Linked DNA regions of Homo sapiens: region 1 is linked to region 2. The links are chromatin contacts, found by Hi-C or POLR2A ChIA-PET in ENCODE. All regions are on one chromosome and are shown on one strand. The core of a region is the stretch at or near the end of the contact, and the rest is flanking DNA. Distances in the headings are between cores, read along the strand shown. Region 1 holds the start of DNAH2 (dynein axonemal heavy chain 2). Region 2 holds the start of TMEM102 (transmembrane protein 102).

What was found. A loop is a pair of places that touch in the nucleus more often than their neighbours do. ChIA-PET counts read pairs that join two places held with the same protein, here RNA polymerase II (POLR2A). Pooled maps may share reads with other maps.
Region 1: a pooled map shows a loop between it and region 2 (2.4-fold over the local background). The contact joins the promoter of DNAH2 here to the promoter of TMEM102 in region 2. A Hi-C loop is called at or near these places in 1 of 50 pooled maps. POLR2A ChIA-PET finds 5 or more read pairs at or near these places in 3 of 52 experiments (PC-9, WTC11 and activated CD4-positive, alpha-beta T cell).

What each region holds. Positions count from the first base shown.
Region 1 is chr17:7,714,885-7,720,497 of GRCh38, reverse strand. DNAH2 (dynein axonemal heavy chain 2) reads right to left here and starts at 2,754. Exons shown (of 86, transcript NM_020877.5): 1 at 1,699-2,754; 2 at 598-777. The coding sequence starts at 763.
Region 2 is chr17:7,433,605-7,439,214 of GRCh38, reverse strand. TMEM102 (transmembrane protein 102) reads right to left here and starts at 3,780. Exons shown (of 3, transcript NM_178518.3): 1 at 3,519-3,780; 2 at 3,130-3,362; 3 at 1,536-3,021. The coding sequence starts at 3,343. The coding sequence ends at 1,709. It also overlaps a transcript of FGF11 not described here. RefSeq lists silencers at 880-979, 1,951-2,230 and enhancers at 147-1,055, 1,070-1,169, 1,966-2,875, 3,927-4,096.

The DNA of each region.
Region 1 (5,613 bases), core at 1,505-4,004, 280 kb before region 2:
CAAAGCCACAAGAGGCTGCCTCGTTAAACTCTTTCCTCCCTAGATCTAGACTTCTTTCCTGTCATCCTGAACCTGAACCTCCGCAGTCTACCAAGTCCCTGCCAAAATGAGGGCGGAGATAGAACAGCCCTCAACAGATGGTAGAAAGCATCAGCCGGGCTTTGGATTCAAAGGGTGGCAAAACAGGCTGAGTCTCCATGGTGATGGGCTTAATGGGAGAAAAACATTATTTGTTTTGCCACCCAGGGTGAAAATGGGAAAAAGGAAGAGATCAAACCCTCTTCAGTGGGGTAGGAGCAACCAGGAACACTTGAAATAAGGAGGAAGAGGCTAGAGAAAGGACTGGTTGGTGAACTCCTGGTATATTGTGGGAAATTTTAAGACAGAAAGAACAAGGATGAGGCTGGCCAGGAGGAAGACATACAAAAAAAGGACTCAGTGGCAGGGCTGCTGAACCTCCATGGCTGGGGGCGTCACTTAGCCCGTTTCCTGCCCAGAAGCAACAGCGCCTGCTCCCCAGCCCTAAAATGCCTCCAAGCCCCTCTGACTTTCCCCACCCTCCATTGCTAAGCATCCTCTGCCCCAGCAAGTACCCACCAGGCTCCTCCTTGGGGAGCTCAGCCTGCAGCTCTGGCTCACTGACAGCCGGGGCATTCCCCTGCTCCTGTGTGGCCACAGCAGCCCGAGTGGCCCGCCCTGACCAGCTTGCCTGGGAGCTTCCTCGGCCACTCAATCGCTGCTTCTTCTCAGCTTTGCTGGACATCGTGCAGGCAAAACCTACAGGTATACAGGAGTGGAGAGTCTACAAGCAGATACCACCCCTGAACCAGCCCCCTGATACAAGCAGTCCCTTTTGAATTCATAAATTGACTGAAACTCAATATGATCATCTTTTCTGGTGGTACCCACACCCTGCTCCATTAACCACAAGGGCTCTGTACTCCACAGGGGCCTGGGAGGCCTTGCTGTTTTTCCCTAGGATATCCTACTGTCTTCGGGGCACTGGGCTAAAAATCAAAGTCAGTCCCTCAAGGCACTAGGAACAAATGGGAGTTAAAGATGATGGCCAGGCTGGGTGCGGTGGCTCATGCTTGTAATCCCAGCATTTTGGGAGGCCGAGCCGGGTGGATCACCTGAGGTCAGGAGTTCGAGACCAGCCTGGCCAACATGGCAAAACCCCGTCTCTACTAAAAATACAAAAAATTAGCCAGGAGTGGTGGTGCGTGCCTGTAATTCCAGCTACTCGGGAGGCTGAGGCAGGAGAATCTCTTGAACCCGAGAGGTAGAGGCTGCAGTGAGCCAAGATCATGCTACTATACTCCAGCCTGGCTGACAGAGTGAGACTCTATCTCAAAAAAAAAAAAAAAAAAGATGGCCAGACACCCCACTAATGAGGATTTAGAACCTCTATCTCTGCCCCGGGGTATGAGAACATAAGATAATCAGGAAAAGATCTATCAAGCTGAAGTGTGGTTGCCCAAACCCTCATCCACTCTACCCTCCAGGACCATGAGTGAGTGAGAGAGGATCAAGGAAGGGGTGCACATCCCCCATCCTTTGTCACTGTTCAATCATTCAAGCAAACCAAGATGATTTTCCTATGTACCTCTTTTCCTCCCAAGTTAAATGGAAATATGCTCCTCCCAATCCCACTAAAATCTGCAACATCTGTAAACAGAGAAAAACAGTATTTGCCACCTGGGTCTATCGCTTTGAAGTCCTGAGGGGCAGGAACACTGTTTTGTGTGTACTGAGGTCTCTTAGCAGAGTTGGCTGAGGAACTCTGTGCTAATGGTTAAGATCAGTCAGGATCATTTATTTGACTCAAAATGCCCTGAGAACAGATTGGAAGAAAGAAGGACAAAAGTCATCCAATCATAAATTTCAAATTGTGTCATGAGGAAAAAGCAATTGGGGCACGAGGAAGGTCACAGTGGTGCCTCTCTCAGAAAGGTAGGATGGCAGGAAGCGGGGATCTCGGACAGGTGCTCAGAATCCCAGGCGCAAAGTCTGAGGCGCTGGGCACTCTCTTTTCATTAGGCTGCAGCCTAACGGCACCTGTGGCTCTCCTTCCTCATCCCCACAGGCTGCCACAGGCATTGATCTCAGGTTATGAATTTCAAACTTGAAGGATTTGTACTTTGCTCCAAGGAAAAACGTTCTGTTAGGCCAGCAAATCAATAAAACCAACTACAGCAAGGAGGCTTCCTCCATCAGTCTCCAGAGAAGCATCAAGCTGCGCTTTCCTGCCTCAAACTAGAGCCTGAGGCGCATGCACCGTGGGGTTCACCACGCGATCCCACACCGCAGGCCCCAGGAGGAACTGCTCTGCTAAGTCGGGGCTCACTCTAGTACTAGGAAATACCGCAGGGGCCAGCAGTATTTATCCTGCAGTATAAATCCAGCAGTATTTATCCAGCAGTATTTATACCAGCAGCTGGTATCCTTAAACTGGTTACCAGCAGGCAAATTTCCCCTCAGAATGGCTCTTCCCCCCCAGCTGTCACAACTGCCCCTTCTCCTCCCCCTCCCCCACACAAATATTCCTTGCTCCCTCTCCCTCCACAACTGCCTCTTCTCCCCAACAACTGTCCCTTCCTACCCCGACACTACTGCCCCTTCTCCCCAGCACTCCTTCCCTCCTTCCCTCTGCCCCCGACACACACCTTGCCACGCTGACCCTCCCCTCCCTAGACCGACCGATGGGCCACTCTAAGAAGTTGCCCCTCGCAGCCCTCTCGGGCCGGCGTCTGCACGCGTCCCCATGGCAACCCCGGGCAGGGAGGGGCGAGTGGCCGGTGTGCGGCCCCTCGGAGCCCGCCTCCTCCGCGCAGGCGCCCTGGATCCCTGCTTCGCGGCCCCACCCCGCCCAGGTCTACCCCTCAGGGACCCAGGGCTTGAAGGCTCCGGGACTAAAGGAAAGTAGCCACATCTGGCGAGCCGAAGGGTGCGGGGGGCCTGGTGTCAGGACCCAGCTGGAAGGGCTGGGGCGAGAGACAGTGAGCCACCGCCCCGCAGGACATTGAAAAGGCAGGGAGAACCCAATCGCCCGACCCCGCGCCCAGGTCTGTGCGCCCCAGCCGGAACGGGTCCAGCAGATGGCGCCGGGCGCCAGGCCGGCGAGGGATATTCGCGATGTAGAAGGCGTTCCAGGATTTCCAGGCAGCCGTGGGTGCAGCTGGATCCGGGGGAAAAACCGGGCCTGGAGCACCCTTGCCCTCCTGCTCCTTCCCCCTTCTTAGTTCGGATTGGGGTCTAGGATTGCGGGGGGGCGGCGCGGGGCGGGGAAAGGGAGGGAAGACGGGAACTGGAGTTTTGGGAATCTGAGGATTGGCTTTCGAAGGCATCGCTGGTTTTTGGGGGGGATGAGAGGCGGGGACTCCCTGGGGAAGGTGACCGGGCCTGGGAGGGGCTTCGCTCTCCATAGGAACAAAGGCTGCGTCGTGAGAGAGGAGGCGAGAGGGGAGGGCTATGAGGGCCGGGGTACATCTCCGAGGGTGCCAGGGGGCGCTGCGGGCCGGGGCTGCTAGAAGGCGCCTGGAAGACCGCTGTACCTGGTGCCGGGAGGAGCTTTGGGGAGACCTGGGAAATACAGGGAGGAAGCCGAGTGGGGGGATGGGAAGGCGCCCTCCCTGTTTCCATCAATAGTGCCTAATTAAGACAAAGCCAGCAGCGAGCCCACTGATTACATTTCCATGAGGAGCGAAATTTATGACATTTTCTTTGCTGGATGAGGAGAAGAGAAGCTGGCACCTCAGTTCCCCCATTTTCTGTTTGGCGTTCACACCTAACAGATCTCATTATGCCAGCCTGGCACTACCAGGAGTGGCAGTCCCTGGTACTCCTGAAGAGCAAGTGGATTAACCACACCCTATCCCAGCGCTGACCTCACCCTCCCACCTACCGTATCTTTATTCCCAGAAGTGTCAACCCTTTCCCTCCCCCCGACCCCCAATAATTCCTCCTGCCCAGCCAGACTCCTGTTGCTGACAGCAGGAATGGAAGGAGAGGAGTACCGCCCACCCCAAAACCAGCTGCACAGCTAGCACAGCTAAGATGGAACGTGGAGGTGTTCCTCTAGCCAGATAGGCCATGGGTGGCAGACAGAGGTGATGTGGTTGGCCAGAACCCCTAGGGAAAAGTCCCAAAGGAGTGAAAATTTGCTGGAGGCGTGGGGTGGGGAGCCTCAGGGGCAAGGTTCATGGGTCCCTCGGGGAAAGGAACTTTGCACAGACCCCATTTCTTTTCTTAAACCCCCCTCCCCAACTGTGGCTGTGCCTACGGATCCCAGCCCCCCACATTATGCTAAATAGGTAATCAAACATCTCGCTTTGCTAATTACTGCTCAATCCGATTAAACGCTGCTGAAGCTCATCAACAGAGGTGGAGGTAGGGGGAAGGGACGAAGGCGGGGCAACCACAGCTAGCTATGATGGGGGTCTTTTCCCCAGGGGCTCTTCGGGGCTAGAGAAACAGCCAGGGTTGCAAGACCGTGTACATCCCAAAGGAAAGGGCAGAAGAGTTGTGACCTCGAGCCTCAGCCTTGCTGCACCTCCCAGCCACGGCCCTTTTCCTCCTCCCAGAACCTTCATTACCCTCCGAACCCAGGCATCCGGCCATTCCCACAGCTCCCCACACACATCCCTGTCCCAGATTTAATAAGTTCTGTTCCCTCATTGTCAATATTTGATTTCTCAGAGCCATCTCCACGGAGAGGGGGGTGGGGGATCTTTCCTTGCCTCCCCCCTACTTTGGCCCTCTTTTGCCCACCCCCAGTCTCTTTGTGCCCCCAACCTTCTCTGAACTTGCTGACTTAATGAAATGATATTAAAGTCTTAAGCAACTCCAAAAGAATGGTTGTTATGGTGAAGGGAGTGGGCAGGACGCCTGGGTCCCGGAGGGGAGCAAAGGCTGAGGAGGGGGAAAGGGAGCCAGAGGCTAAGGTCTAGAGACCCCAGTCCCTAGTGGGGAACAGCAGATTTGGGGTGAGCTGGGGGCCAGACCTCTGGATCTTGGCTGGAAGCAGGGGATGAGGACTGGGGGCTAGGAGAAGGTGGAAAGAGAGGTCCATTCCAGGGGTCAGGGTCTCGGCCTGCTGTCCGGATCATTCATCAGAGACAGAGGCCAGGGGAGACAGGGCCTCTATGCCAGCAGCCTCCCTGCCGGCTGTGCCCTGGGCTGGTCCCGTGAGAACCAGAGTAGATTACTCTACAGCCTGACTCATCCTTCTCCCCCAGCAGCCCCCCACAGGTGATTTGTAGCTGATGCCCCCACGATGGTAGGGGCCAGGATAGTCATTCCATGACATGAAGAACTGAGAGCTTCCAGGACAGAAGAGAACAGAGGCCAAGGGAAAGGAAGCCAAGCACCCCCCTTCACCTCCCCCCACCCATCCCCATCTCCCCTGGGGACCCTGGCCCAGCCCCAGTCCCCTTGGGGTGGTGGGAATGCAAGGACATTTGGCTGGGGCTGATTGATGAGGGAGGAGGCAGCCACCGGGCACTGAGGCTGCTGTTTGCTGAGCACACAGATTCCTCCCAACTCACCAGCTGCTACCCCCTGAAGCAGCTCAGTCTCCCCCCGACATCACCCCGCCAGCCACTGGGGTTGCGG
Region 2 (5,610 bases), core at 2,531-5,030:
GCCAAATCCACTCTTGTAATCTACAGGGTGTGGGACTTTAGCTTTGGGAATATTCGCTCATCCCACCCCTACTGGGGCACTGCCAATGTCAGGAAGGAACCCAACCTTGGTGTTTTTTCCTTTGCTACACTCTAAATGGAGGGGATCCCCCACTTTTTTCACTGAAATCCCCCCAAAATATGTCTCAGAATATCCAGGTTGCCCAGGTTCAGTAAGACAGGGCTCCCAGACCCTCTGGCTGGATAATACCTTTTTCACCAAGTCCCCCCCATGTCTAGTAGCATAGAATTCTAGCGGCCAAGACCCTTTCTTCACCTTCACACCCTCCGCTCCTTTTGAAGTCACCTCCAAATCCACCCTTCCTAGTGGATACACCAGGTAGTTGACTGGAGGGCCTTCCGCCACCTCAAAATGAGGAGCATCCGTGTTTGTTTTTGTTTTTGTTTTTTTCTCCCCTGGCTGCCCCTTAAATTTTCTTGGGGACAGCTGGTGCTGTTTAGATCCCACGCCCTCCAATCTAACCAGCCCCCCAAGAGAGGAGTGCACCCACGTTGTCACCAGTCCCCAGATGTGAACAGGCCCCCTACAAGTCAGAGCGGATCACAGCTTCCTGCTACAGGGCTTCCTCGTCCTCCCCGGGATTGCCTATAGCACCCCCTCTTCCTTTTCCCGACGCCCCTCAACCTGTCCTGTCCTGTTGATCCGGCGACGGGTGGCGCTGGCTTCGGCTCCAGGCTCCTCCCTCCCTGTCCCCCGCAAACGGAGCTTCCCCCCACGCCCGGCTAGGCGTCCCGGACCCTCGGGAAGGAGTGAGGGTGTCTCTGCAGAGCTCCCCGGTCCGGCGAAGTCAGAGCACTGGGCCGGTGGCTGGACCAGGCAGAGCGGCGGCAGCGGCAGCGGCTGTGGGAAGCTGAGGCGGCGGCGGCGGCGGCGACAGCAGTTCCCCCTCCTCGGAGAGCCGGCCCGGGGGCGGGGCAGGGGGCGGAGACGCTGGGAAATAGGAGGGTGAAGCCGGGCAGGAGGAACCCCGGGGTTCCTTGGAGGTAGAGAGTGCGGACTGTGTCTTACAAGCAGGCAAAGCCGAGGCAAGGCCGCACGTCTCAGCCTTCAGAGGAGGAGGGACAGGAAGGCCTCCTGAACGCACCCCTGGGTAGGAAGGAGAGGTTGGGCCTAAGGGAGATGGAATGGCGGACGCTGGGAGAAGGGAGAGAGACCCTACTGGCCGGGATGTTAGTGAAGAAAGAACCGCACGAGTAAAGTGGGGGAAGAACTGGAGAGATGGAGGATGGGGGGTGGTGAGATCCAGCCTTGGGCGAAATCCGGCCTCCTTCATATCTCTGCCGTTGTGTGAGCCAAATTGATCAGACCCTGGTCTCCATAACTCCTTTTCGCGTTTGGTCAGCAAATATGTTTCTCCCATTTCTATTGGCCCTTAAGAGAAATGACCAAAAGAACTGGGGACAGACGGTTTCTGGAAGCTGCCCCTGGGCGGAGTGCTGGCCACAGATGTGGAGAATAGCGAGGCTGGAATGGGGCAACTTGTGCGGGGGCAGGCGGGTGGGCGTAGAGGAGGAACCAACAGGGAGGTCTTCCAGAAGGGGGGCTTCAGGCCCAGGGCACACAGTCAGTCCCCCTGGCGAGGGGCGAGCAGGGCCCCCCACGTCCCGCTCGCCCACAGAGGCACTTTCCACTGGTAGGAACAGCGTCTTTAATGGGCCCCGCCCCCCACGCCCGCCAAACCGCCCCCCTTGCGGGCCACTTTGGCCTCCTCCACCGCGGCACGGAGGGCCCGGGCCGGGTCCCCGCGGAGCCGGGCCAATTCTCCGAGCAGCGCAGCGGAGTCGTCCCCCGTACGGAGCTGTCGGCCGTTCAGAAAATAGTGAGGCAACGTCCCGGCCTCGAGCACTCGGCCGAGCTCGTCTAGCAGCCCGAGGCAGCAGGCGCCCGCATTTTCTGGCCGCGCCAGGTAGAGCGCAGGCAGCCGCTCGCACGCCCAGTACAGCAGCGTCCGCAGGAGGTAGGGCGCCGCCGCCCGGGTCCCGGCCACCAGCGGGCGCAGTAGCGCCTGGGCCGCCGCGTGCGCCTGCAGCAGCGGCGCTGGTATGCGCGCTTTGAGCGCCAGCTCCTGGCGGGCAAAACAGAGCTGCCAGGCGGAGGCGCACGGCCGCTCGGTGCCGCCACCGGGCACCAGGTAGAAGGAAGCCGACTCAGAGGCCAGCGGACCGGCCCACGAGTGGCTCCGAGCCCCCTCGGGCCAGCCCGCCACGGACACCACTGGGATCAGGTCGAAGAGCAGGAGGCGGCGAGGGGGCTCAGGGGTAGCCAGGAGGACGGTGGTGAAACCCGCGTGGCGAGCTGCGTGCACCAGACGCGGAGCACCCGGGACAGGGATCAGAGACTCGGCGACCGCCGCCAGCGTAGCAAAGAACCAGGCAGCCACCTGGGCGGAACATAATGTGGGCCACGCTTCCCGAGCCTCCGACGGCTTTGGGACTGGGCTTTCGACGGCTGCCTTGGTGACGTCACTACTCATTGTTTTCAAAGGTGCGGTAGAGCCAAGGTCGACGACGTCATGCTGAGGCGACTCGGACGCTGAAACGTCACTAGGCGATTTTTCCAAAGACACCGGCGCCTCGTGCTCAGTGACGTAGCTGTGCGGCTGGTCTACAGAGCTTTGCCAGTCCTTGGAACTTTCTTCGCTCTCCGTTCGGTGGATCGAATCACGTGCTCCTGGGACTGGGGGTCCTAAGCAATCCTGCCACATCTCCCGGATGGGGGTTCCGCACACCATCTCTGGGAGGCAGACCTGTGCGTAACAGGATTCCAGGTCCAGTTGCAGTTCAGTGCCGTCCAGTGAAAACATGGGCACTAGGAGTGTGAAGCCGGCATCGTAGTGAGGTCCCCGGGCGTAGGGACCCAGGGGTGCATGCCCCAGATCCAGGGAGCCCTCGCGAATCCCACCACGAAGCAGCAAGAGCTCTGCCTGGGGAGGAAAGCGAGGGTCCCGGCGGTGAACTAGACCTAAAAAAAGGGAACGGATCGTGAGGGCGTCGCCCAAAGCCGGGGCGGGGGCGGGGGCGTGGTGAGGCTGAGAGCTGTGAGTTCCCAAAGGCAAGTAGGGTTACTTACCAAGCAAAGAGAAGACAAAGTCCTTGGCCCGGAGGAGATCGGCTCCCGGCTTGGGCCCGTCACTCCAGCTCTCCTGCACACCCAGCTCCTGGATCAGCTGGGTCAATTCCTGCAGCTGCGCCCCGGAGCAGAAGTCGATGTCCGTGAGCGGCCGAGCTGGGGCCGGGGGCGGCGGGCCCCACCAGGGGGCACTCCCCCAGACTGCGGAAGCCATGCGGTTCTATCGCTTTGGGCTGCGGAAAACACGGAAGGGAGGTGGCTTTGCTGCCACAAAGTCGTCCCCGTTCTTCCCTCTTCCTGAGGCCGAGCGAGTGCCCCAGACACAACCTACAAATGGGTCTGTAGATGATGGGTTCTAAATTTAGTCCTCAAAATGAACAAATAAATACCTCTTCTATCCTGGCCCTTTTCTCATAGGCAGGTCCCCGCCCCCATGAACTGGTTCACCGGACTCAGCAGGTAAAAAGTAACTGTTGGCTCCTCCTACGGAATGCAGTAGCCAGCCTCCGCTGCCGCCCCTTGTCTACCTCCCTTTACCTCTTTTTTGGAAGAGGCTTATTAGTCTGCGGCTTCCCCCTTATGGGAAGCAGTAAGGGTGGGGAGCAGAAATAGATTCAACAGGTTACTTCTTCCTGATGCCCACGTGGCCACGCCCCTACATTTTCAGCCACGCCCCTTTCTGGAGGCTGTCGAGGTGGTTTCCGCCGGGTCGGGTCGCCAGTCAGAGCTCAATCACTCTTTTGGCCCTGCTGAAATCCCGCGTTATCCTGGGAGTTGTAGTTTCCCGCTCTACTAGGGCGTGGTAGCCACGCCCCCACATCCTTTCCTGTTCCGCTGAAGTAGTGCCTGATGGAAGTTGTAGTTCCTCTGGAGACAGATTATTCTGTGTCTTTTCACACCCATATCAACCCCACTCAAACATTCCTTGGGGTTTGAGAGGGGTAATAGGATGGCTCTGAGTCGCAAAAAATAATGAGGGATGGGCCGGGCGCGGTGGCTCCCGCCTGTAACCCCAGCACTTTGGGAGACTGAGGCGGGTGAATCACCTGAGGTCAGGAGTTCAAGGCCAGCCTGGCCAACATTGCGAAACCCTGTCTCTACTAAAAATACAAAAATTAGCCGGGCGTGGTGGCAGACGCCTGTAATCCCAGCTACTTAGGAGGCTGAGGCAGGAGAATCACTTGAACCTAGGAGGGAAAGGGTGCAGTGAGCTGAGATTGTGCCATTGCACTCCAGCCTGGGTGATAAGAGCGAAACTCCACCCTAGGGCCTGGGGAGAGATAGGGACCCCTGCCTGGGTGGGGTGGGGGGGGTGCATCTTGGAATCCCAAAAGTGGTAGTGTTAGGCAGGAGCACACAGATGGTGACCCAGAAATGGACGTTTGACTCATAGGAGAGACATACATGTTAGTGATGCCCACCTCAGCTCACTGCTACCTGAGTCGTGGCAGGGAAAACACTTTGGGATCTCAAATTTTTGTTTTGTTTTGTTTTGTTTTTGAGACTGAGTCTCGCACTGTTGCCCAGACTGGAGTGCTGTGGCGCAATCTCCGCTCACTGCAACCTCCACCTCCCGGGTTCAAGCAGTTCTCCTGCCTCAGCCTCCCGAGAAGCTGGGATTACGGCGCCTGCCACCATACCTGGCTAATTTTTTGTATTTTTAGTAGAGACAGGGTTTCACCATGTTGGCCAGGCTGGTCTTGAACTCCTGACCTCAGGTGATCCTCCCACCTCGGCCTCCCAAAGTGTTGGGATTATAGGCACGCGCCACTGCACCCGGCCTGGGCCACGACTTCTTACATTCCTTCTGCCCTTGGTCTGTCTCCAGGACGGGATAGGCCTAAGTCCATGGATAAGATAATTAAGGAGGACATCTAGGAAAATTAGAGGCCTGTAAAAGAAGAGACTCCCCAACTGTAGAGATCAATTTGGCAAGCCCAGGACTCAGGGGTTCCTCGTCACTGACAGAGAGTTTTCTCCTTCAGCAACCAGAGCTGGGGTCCCTGGGAGAAGCGAGAGCACCAAAGCAGCCCAGAACTGCGCAAGTAGGTTCCCGTACACACACATCTGGCTGTGACCCAAGAGGCCAGATCAGGAGAACTGGAGACTGGGCTGTTTCTCACAGTCTGGAGTAACCAGGCATCAGACATCCCTGCATCTCACCTCCTTCCCAGAGGGTGGCTTCCGAGGCACTCTAAAAAGAACTAAGTTCTCTGGACTCTGTGGAAGCTTTGAAGATGTTAAGAATGGGTGACAAGGAATAGTTCCTCTAAACTCTAAAGCATGGCTCTCCAATATAATTTTCTGTGACGATAGCAATGTCCTGAGTTGGTCCTGTCTGATACAGTAGCCACCAGCAGCCACCTGTGGCTGTTGAGCACTTGAAATGTAGATAATGTGGCCAGGCGCCCTGGCTCACGCCTGTAATCCCAACACTTTGGGAGGCCGAGGCGGGTGGATCACTTGAGGTCAGGAGTTCGA